3 separate regions of the Homo sapiens genome follow, and all the other regions are linked to region 2. Evidence: chromatin contacts called from ENCODE Hi-C or POLR2A ChIA-PET data. All regions are on one chromosome and are shown on one strand. The core of a region is the stretch at or near the end of the contact, and the rest is flanking DNA. Distances in the headings are between cores, read along the strand shown.

Region 1 (2,700 bases), core at 136-2,635, 1.1 Mb after region 2:
TGGCTTTCAGCTGGCTTGCTAGTCCCACCCACCCAACCTCCCCCAACTCCACACCCTAAGCTTTAAATAGCCATGGGACCCATCCTGAAATAGCCCCAGCAGGAAGCTACTCTCACTTCATTACTCCCGCTCTCCAAAATATCTTGGGTCTGGGCTTGTGGAGACTGTTAGGAGGTCGATGGGCTTAAGAATGGAAGTCTTCCATCCTCCCTTATATTCTCTATTCTTCCCTTCAGATATGTCAAGGTAAAGTAAAATATGCACAGGAGAGGAGATAAGCAATTCCAGCCAAAGGTGGAGAAAAAAAATTTTAGTTTCTCTGCCATATAAACAACTCAAATTCAAGGAGAACAAGCCCCCAGGCGCTCAGGGGCTCCTCTTATCCCTGGGTCTCCCCAGTCCTCCATCACCACCAAGCATTTTCAAACTTCTTCTATTCCCTTAATGTATCTACCCGCCTGGTCTCTTGCATTTTTTATTCCCCATTTCTCGCCCTTCTTGATCTCGTGAGAGCTTTGCAGTTTTCTCATTTTTCCTTCTCCTACCATTCCAAGCTCCACCCAACAGCCCTCCATTTTCCCACCTCCACTAAGGAAAGAAAAATTAGCATGCACTGACCACGATACCCCTCTCTGCATATGACTCTATCCCTGTCTTCTTCCAGACATTCCGGCCTCCCCTAGCCCACCACGCCAGACACCCCTCCCCTTCCATTATGCTCAGCTTCCCTGTTTTCATGGCCCAGTCTTCCTTCCCATTTCCTTCATTGCTTCCTCCAGACACCAGGTCTCTCCTACCCATCTCCTCGCCATCCTCCCCTAGCCCTGCTTTCCCCATTAACACTCTCCTTTCCCATCATCCCCCTAGCTCCCTCCCCACCCCCACCTCATCACTCTCAGGCCCCTCCCCCGCCACTCCAGCTCCAGACAGCACGTCCTAAGCCCCCTAATTCTCCCTTGCCCTTCTACCCATCCCAGGCTACCTGCCAGGCCGAGCCGGGGCGGGGCCGCGGGTCCTCGAGCTGCCTGCAGCCTAGAACCCGTTGCGCGCCAACCGACGCCTTAGTCCCCAACGAGATAAACACAGCCAAGCTCGGTTCTTCCGGCGGGCAGCTGTGCGCGCACGTGCAGTCGTAGCTAAGTGCCGGAGGCATTTCGGGACTTGTAGTCCATACGTTTCCTGAGGGACGAGAGGGCTGAGGAGTGGGCAGGGGCGTAGGAGAGATTCTGCGCATGTGCAAATATGTGTCGAGACCGAGGAGGCCACTGGGTAATGCAGTCCTTTGTTTTTTGGGCTGGGAATGACGGAGGCGGGGCAAGGGGCGGACTCCTCGTCCTCGCCAGCGTCAATCATGGATATGGGGCGGGGCTGGAGGACTAGGCACCTCTGCACGTCCTGCCCCGCCGGAAGTGGAGGCCGCGGGCTCTGAGCGGGTGAGGCGCGCGGGAACACCGGCGCCGGGATTCGGATGGGGGCGGGTGGGGGACGCTGCAGCTGGGGCCATTTGAGGGGAGCCCATGGGGCCTGAAAGGCATCTGTCAGGCGGTACAGAGGGGGTCCTCTAGGAGAGGGGAGAAGGGGGCGGGTACGCCGACCTGTTTAGGGGAGTCTGATGACCCAGAGTTCCCAAGTCGCGGGGGAGGCGTGGCGCGGGGAGCCGGGGTTCTGGAAGGGGTGTCTTTTAGGAGGTGGCAGGGCCTCCGGTTGGGCGTTTAACTAGGAAGTGGCGGAGCAAGTTGGTGGGGCCTGGTTCAAGATAAGAACCCCGACTTAGGAGGGGGAGGAACGAGAGGCTGGAATTGGGGCGGAGGGGTGGAGGATGCAGGAGCCTCGGGGAGGAGCTGGTTTTTTGCACGCAGGAGACTACAAGGAGATGATGAGAGGATGAAGATGGGCCTGGTTTCATCCGATCCCTGTCCTACCGCCTCCCTGTTCTTGCAGCCCCTGCCCGGATGGCAACAGTAGTTCTAGGAGGAGACACCATGGGCCCTGAGCGTATCTTCCCCAATCAGACTGAGGAACTGGGACATCAGGGCCCTTCAGAAGGCACTGGGGATTGGAGCAGTGAGGAGCCTGAGGAAGAGCAGGAGGAAACGGGGTCGGGCCCAGCTGGCTACTCCTACCAGCCCCTGAACCAAGATCCTGAACAAGAGGAGGTGGAACTGGCACCAGTGGGGGATGGAGATGTAGTTGCTGACATCCAGGATCGAATCCAGGTAGGGTGGAGGAGGGATGGTTCCTGAACAGGTGAAGCTGGGCTCCCTGAAAGCCTAGACCCAAACGGTCTTCTGTGGCTCTGCAGGCCCTGGGGCTTCATTTGCCAGACCCACCATTAGAGAGTGAAGATGAAGATGAGGAGGGAGCTACAGCGTTGAACAACCACAGCTCTATTCCCATGGACCCAGGTAAAAGATCATTCTTTCATTCTGGAATAATTACTAAGGAAATGAACTGGCATGAGTCAGTAGAAGGAAGTTTCAGAGGAAGACCCTATCCTAAAAAGATAGTTTGTAAACTAAGATTTTGTAGACTTCAGAGTCCAAGTGAAATGCTCTTTTGCTAGCTTTGGGGATGGGCAGGCTTGCCTTAAAGTAACAAGGTGGATTTGGTGACCCTAGCAGCCCAAGGGCTCTGGGTTGATTCGGGGATTGGGGAGGGGAGCTGGTCCCATTATTTCTATGCCTGAATGGCCTCTGGCTC
Region 2 (2,700 bases), core at 95-2,594:
CACCCCCACTTGAAGCCTGGCTGACACTCCCACTCCCCACCTCACCCTGGCCTGGGAGGCAGGATGGGCCCCTCTTCAGCAGGTGTTGGGCACAGCCTCATTGCTCCCCGGCTGCTGCAGACTGGTAATGGGTAGGCAAGCCCCAGCCCCCCAGGGCGGTGGAGTGCTCAGGCTTGCCCCGAGCGGCCAGACCTCTGCCCAGGGGACCCAGGCAGGGGGCAGCACAGCGCCCCAAGGGCAGCCAGCCCCTCTGACCTCTCCTCCCCACTTCCCAAGCGTCCTTTCCTTTTCTGGGGAACAAGGTGCCAAGCTTTGGGACTGTCCGCCTTAGGCGGTCAAGACAGCCAGGAGGGACAAAGCGGCGCCCCCTCCCCACAACAGGGCCTTTGCCCCACTCTCGGTTTCGCGTCTGAATCTTTTCCCCACCGCACCCTCCAACGCAGGCCCGGGCGGCTCATGAATGAACTGCACTGTGTGGGGCGCAAGGAGAGGACACGCTCCCGGGGCCGGCCGCCTCTCCAGCCCGCCGACCAGTCAGTCCCCAGAGCCGGGGGCAGCGGCCGGCCTCGTGCCAGCACCTGCGAACCCTGCCCTTGCCCGAGCCCGAGCCCTTACCCCGGACCGGCTTCGGGTGTACTCGCCCCCGGGAGCAGCAGAAAAAATAAAAGGCACAGAAGGCATCGGACTTGGCGACCCCGGGGTCCAAAACTCGGGGGCGGGGGCGGCTAGTTCCCCAAACGGCGGCGGACAGGCGGGGCGCAGCTGGCACCCCCGAGGGTCGCGCAGGGGACGCGCACCTGCACCGGGCAGGTGGGAGAAGAGTGGCACTCGGGGGCCGGGGGCGGGGGTCCCACCCTTTGGGATCTCCCCGGGGCTGGGGAGAGCCGGCGGCGCGTATCTGGACCTCCGGCAGGGGTTGGAGGACTCACATTTGGCTCGGGATGGTGCGGGGTTGGGGGCAGCGCGCGCCACCCCTGGGTCCCGCGGGCCCGGGCACCTCTGGGTCCCGCAGGAGGTTGAAGGGAGGGGACGCGCAGCTGAGTCCAGGTTTTTTCTTTGGGTGGTGGTGGGATCTTCGAAGAAAAGAGCGAGGGCTGGGTAGGGGTCGCGTACTCACCCCCAGGCGCAGACTCGGCTCCGGCTCGGAGCCCCGGGTTGGGGCGGGGCGGGGCTGGGGGAGGGGGAGGGGGAGTCGCTGGGCGGCTCGAGCTCCGGGCTCCTGCGGCGGCCGCGGCAGTGTATGGGGGAGGGGGAGCGGGGGGAGGGAGGGGGAGGGGGCGGAGCCCCGCAGGTCCCGCCCCGCACGCCGGCGCACGCAAGGTGCGCGCGCACTCTCAGATCGCGTCCGCCGGGCTGGGCCTGGCGCGCAGGCGCTAGGAAGAGGCCGCGTGGGGCGAAGGCGGCGCTTGGCTGGTGGGGCCCGCGGCGGGATTTTCCCGGGCGGCGAGAGCGGTATGGTGGGGGGCAGGGGTGGGCGTTAAGTCCTCATTCCCTCCTTCTCCTCTTCCTTTCTCTGCAGTAGGGGAGGCCCACTCCCCGGGGTGAGTGAGGAGAGGCCAGAGTGGGAGGCAGAGCGTCAGTGGGAGGGGTCCCGACGGGGAGGGGGGGGTCCCGACGGGGAGGGGGGTCCCGACGGGGAGGGGAGGCCCCTTACCCGGATCCTCCTCCCTTCCGCTCTCCGTGGGCTGCTTCTGCGACCCCCAAGTCCGTGGCCGGCGCTCACCTGCTTTCCCCGGGTTGCGGCGTCGACTTGGGGAGGGCGGGCTGCGTTCAGCCGTCGCTGGTCACTCCGGAGCGTCTCCTCCGGCTTCTCCGCTTTCCGCGCTCCCCTCCCCTTTCCCAACTTAGGTCTGGAGATGAGTTAGCCAGACGCCTCTGTGGTGTGAGGATTGAGTTTTTGCTTTCACTCTGTCAACGCTGATGAGTGCGCCCTCCCCCAGGCCAGGGGGTTCCCTGGTTTCTTATTTCACCAGAGACTGCATCTACCAGTGATTAAGACTGGAAAGATGAAGGGAGAGACTGAGACTCTTTCTATATATCACCCACACAAATAGATCATAAAGGCACAACGGGCACCAACCTGGTCATTTAATTTCTGGTTCCTGGAGGGGACAAAAAGGAAGTATTGCTTTCCACAGCCGACGATAAATGAACTTTGCCACCGTAAGAGACGGACGGGACTGAATTTATAAAGAGGTTAAAAGGGCATATGACAGACACCTCAGGCTACTTGGGAAACTCTGGGAGTTTGGGAGATAATTAACTCTCAGGGCTGGTGGTGGTGGGGAACTGCCACTGCTGAACAGAAGGACACTGCCCACCTGGGGGGTTTGGATCTTGTAGTTGGTCAGCGTCTCTGCTGTATGCTGGATTTTCAAGAGTTCATTAGTAGCTTGTGGAATGCAACTGTAAGGTTTGATTTATTGCAGTGTTTTTCAAACTGAATCCTATTGGTGAGTTGGAAATCAGTTTAGTAGATCACGGCCACTTGAAATAGAAAATATCAGAGGGTGTTGCACTTAGGGTATTGTTTCTTGACACTTCAGGTGTACACACACGTGTGAGTGTACTAGGAGGTGTTCTACAGTGTGTTTCTGTAGGTCGCAGTGAGAAAAATTTGAAAAGCGTTGTCTCCTGTGCCCTTCTATTTGCCCTCTTGCCTTTCTTTGCCTGAGTTTTCAGTCACTTAAAATTGTCTGA
Region 3 (2,700 bases), core at 142-2,641, 1.4 Mb after region 2:
GTTTTAACTCAGATTTAATTCAATGGTTCGCGTTTCCTCCCATCTTTCTCTGCATCAAAATGCAGGTAGATCGGTGAAATTTCAAGTTTCTTGGGTCGTTAAATACCCCAATTTAAACGATGGAGGCTGGGAACTGGGGATATAAGGAGGAAACCTAGGGTTGGAAGGGCGGGCAGGGTTAAAGAGGTTCGGGAGCTCCGCAGATCTGAGCGAAGCATGCGAGGCTGCCGCGCCCGGGCAGCGGCTGCGTCTCGGGTTCTCGCCCTGCCCGCTGCCTCGGGTTTTTGCCAGTGACTGCGCCGTCTTGGCTGCCCACCCACACCTCGGGTTGGTCCCGACTTTAGGCTAGGCCATTCACTTCCGGTGACAAATCCCTCCCACCACCCCTAGAAATAATGTACCGCTTCTCCCACCGCTTTCCTAAGACCGACCGCCCCAGAGAGCCACGGAGCCCGGGGCTAGGGTCTCACCCCAGCGCGGCCGGCGACGCCCAGCTGCGGAGGGAGTGGCCGGGACCGAGCTCGGGGAGGGCAGGGAAGAAAGAGGAAGGGGGTGTGGATCTCACCTTCCCCCGCCCCCACCCCTCCGACTGCAGCAATTGGCCAAAAAAATAGTAATCCTTTTATGGACTCCCCCAGGGCCCCTCGAACCAGGTTGCAGTGAGGAACCCAGTCTCTCCCATCGCAGTGCCCCTTGCCTTCTCCTGCCCTAGTAACTGCCTGCGGGGATCCAGGAGCCCCCAGGCCGCGCCGAACTGCAGTGGATAGGGGGGAGGGGGGCGGTAAGGATGAGGGCTACGGGGAGGCAGAAATGGGTTGGGGGAAGGGGTGGTGGAAGGGAAAAGAAAAAACCGGAGGCATGCAAGCGGCTCCCCAGCCAGCTGTTCCAGCTGCTGCTTCCTCCGGCGCGGGCCAGGCGGTGCAATATTCCCCCCCGCTCCATCTTTCTCACCACTACCTGTCCCCCCAACCCACCACACGCACTCATCCCTCCCACCCACACCCCTAGTAGCGGATCTCCGGCCTGTAAGGGGGTAGTAGGGAGGAGCTGGGGGGAGGGGGAGGCCTGCGAGTTTCTAACCTTGTTCTTATAAACAAACCCACATGTGCAGCTGCCGCTGCTGCAACTCACCCCACAATCCCGGATATAAGTCCTGCCCCTTTAAGAGGAAAAAAAAGATTCCCCCGCCTGCCTCCCACCCCACCCATCCACAAGAACCTTTGTCTTCCCACCCCCATAGTCAGTCGGCCCCGCCCCATCTCCCCGCCCCCTCCGACGCAGAGGAACCAATAGGCGAAGAAAATAAGGCCGGGGATCTGACATCATCATGTTAGGCCAATCACCGGACGCGTTGGTGGGAGGCCTCACGGACAGCGCGCCCGGAGGAAGGAAGACAAGAGAGAGGAAGCTTGAAGCCAATATGGAGTCCGTCAGTTGCTCCGCTGCTGCTGTCAGGACCGGAGACATGGAGTCCCAGCGGGACCTGAGCCTGGTGCCTGAGCGGCTTCAGAGACGCGAACAAGAACGGCAGCTGGAAGTTGAAAGGCGGAAACAAAAGCGGCAGAACCAGGAGGTAGAGAAGGAGAACAGCCACTTTTTCGTCGCCACCTTTGTTCGGGAGCGAGCGGCCGTGGAAGAGCTTCTGGAGCGCGCGGAGTCGGTCGAGCGGCTGGAGGAGGCGGCCTCTCGGCTCCAGGGGCTGCAGAAACTAATCAACGACTCAGTTTTTTTCCTAGCCGCTTACGACCTGCGGCAGGGACAAGAGGCGCTGGCGCGGCTGCAGGCGGCCTTGGCCGAGCGGCGCCGGGGGCTGCAGCCCAAGAAGCGTTTCGCTTTCAAGACCCGGGGAAAGGATGCTGCTTCGTCTACCAAAGTAGACGCGGCTCCTGGCATCCCCCCGGCAGTTGAAAGCATACAGGACTCCCCGCTGCCCAAGAAGGCGGAAGGAGACCTCGGCCCCAGCTGGGTCTGCGGTTTCTCCAACCTGGAGTCCCAAGTCTTGGAGAAGAGAGCCAGCGAGTTGCACCAGCGCGACGTTCTTTTGACCGAACTGAGCAACTGCACGGTCAGACTGTATGGAAATCCCAACACCCTGCGGCTAACCAAGGCCCACAGCTGCAAGCTGCTCTGCGGTCCGGTGTCTACCTCTGTTTTCCTGGAGGACTGCAGTGACTGCGTGCTGGCAGTGGCCTGCCAACAGCTCCGCATACACAGTACGAAAGACACCCGCATCTTCCTGCAGGTGACCAGCAGGGCCATCGTGGAGGACTGCAGTGGGATCCAGTTCGCCCCTTACACCTGGAGCTACCCGGAGATCGACAAGGACTTCGAGAGCTCTGGTTTAGATAGGAGCAAAAATAACTGGAACGATGTTGACGATTTTAACTGGCTGGCCCGGGATATGGCCTCCCCAAACTGGAGTATTCTTCCTGAAGAGGAGCGAAATATCCAGTGGGACTAAGCAGTTGTCACTCTGTTCTTCACTCCTACCAAATACTTTCCACGTTGGACTTTCCCCCTTATTGGGTCTCGAAGTTTACTTATTGTCACACTGTGTATGTTTTCAGCATTTTAAGGCTAGAGATTGTAATGGGCTCCTACTTGTAATTTCCATTAAATTCGTAACAGGTATAACACTAAAGCATTTTTGCTATTTTCGTCATGCCTTTGAGACTGAGTCTTACTCCGTCCCCCAGCGTG

What was found. A loop is a pair of places that touch in the nucleus more often than their neighbours do. ChIA-PET counts read pairs that join two places held with the same protein, here RNA polymerase II (POLR2A). Pooled maps may share reads with other maps.
Region 1: a loop to region 2 is called in a pooled map, with 4 times the contacts of the local background. The contact joins the promoter of MEA1 here to the promoter of MRPL14 in region 2. A Hi-C loop is called at or near these places in 5 of 50 pooled maps. POLR2A ChIA-PET finds 5 or more read pairs at or near these places in 3 of 52 experiments (B cell, K562 and T-cell).
Region 3: a pooled map shows a loop between it and region 2 (15-fold over the local background). The contact joins the promoter of TBCC here to the promoter of MRPL14 in region 2. A Hi-C loop is called at or near these places in 6 of 50 pooled maps. POLR2A ChIA-PET finds 5 or more read pairs at or near these places in 2 of 52 experiments (AG04449 and PC-3).

Annotation. Positions count from the first base shown.
Region 1 is chr6:43,012,631-43,015,330 of GRCh38, reverse strand. It overlaps MEA1 (male-enhanced antigen 1), which reads left to right and starts at 1,385. Exons shown (of 4, transcript NM_014623.4): 1 at 1,385-1,545; 2 at 1,942-2,216; 3 at 2,303-2,405. The coding sequence starts at 1,518. It overlaps KLHDC3 (kelch domain containing 3), which reads right to left and starts at 1,082. Exons shown (of 11, transcript NM_057161.4): 1 at 983-1,082. RefSeq lists an enhancer at 1,134-1,253 and a silencer at 1,464-1,513.
Region 2 is chr6:44,126,096-44,128,795 of GRCh38, reverse strand. It overlaps MRPL14 (mitochondrial ribosomal protein L14), which reads left to right and starts at 1,344. Exons shown (of 3, transcript NM_032111.4): 1 at 1,344-1,452. TMEM63B (transmembrane protein 63B) reads right to left here and starts at 1,242. Exons shown (of 24, transcript NM_018426.3): 1 at 1,118-1,242. RefSeq lists silencers at 562-721, 902-1,011, 1,052-1,451, 1,472-1,521, 1,552-1,611.
Region 3 is chr6:42,744,794-42,747,493 of GRCh38, reverse strand. It overlaps TBCC (tubulin folding cofactor C), which reads left to right and starts at 1,391. Exons shown (of 1, transcript NM_003192.3): 1 at 1,391-2,700. The coding sequence starts at 1,421. The coding sequence ends at 2,461. It also overlaps a transcript of BICRAL not described here. RefSeq lists a silencer at 333-392 and enhancers at 335-1,298, 1,363-1,572, 1,603-1,682, 1,743-1,902.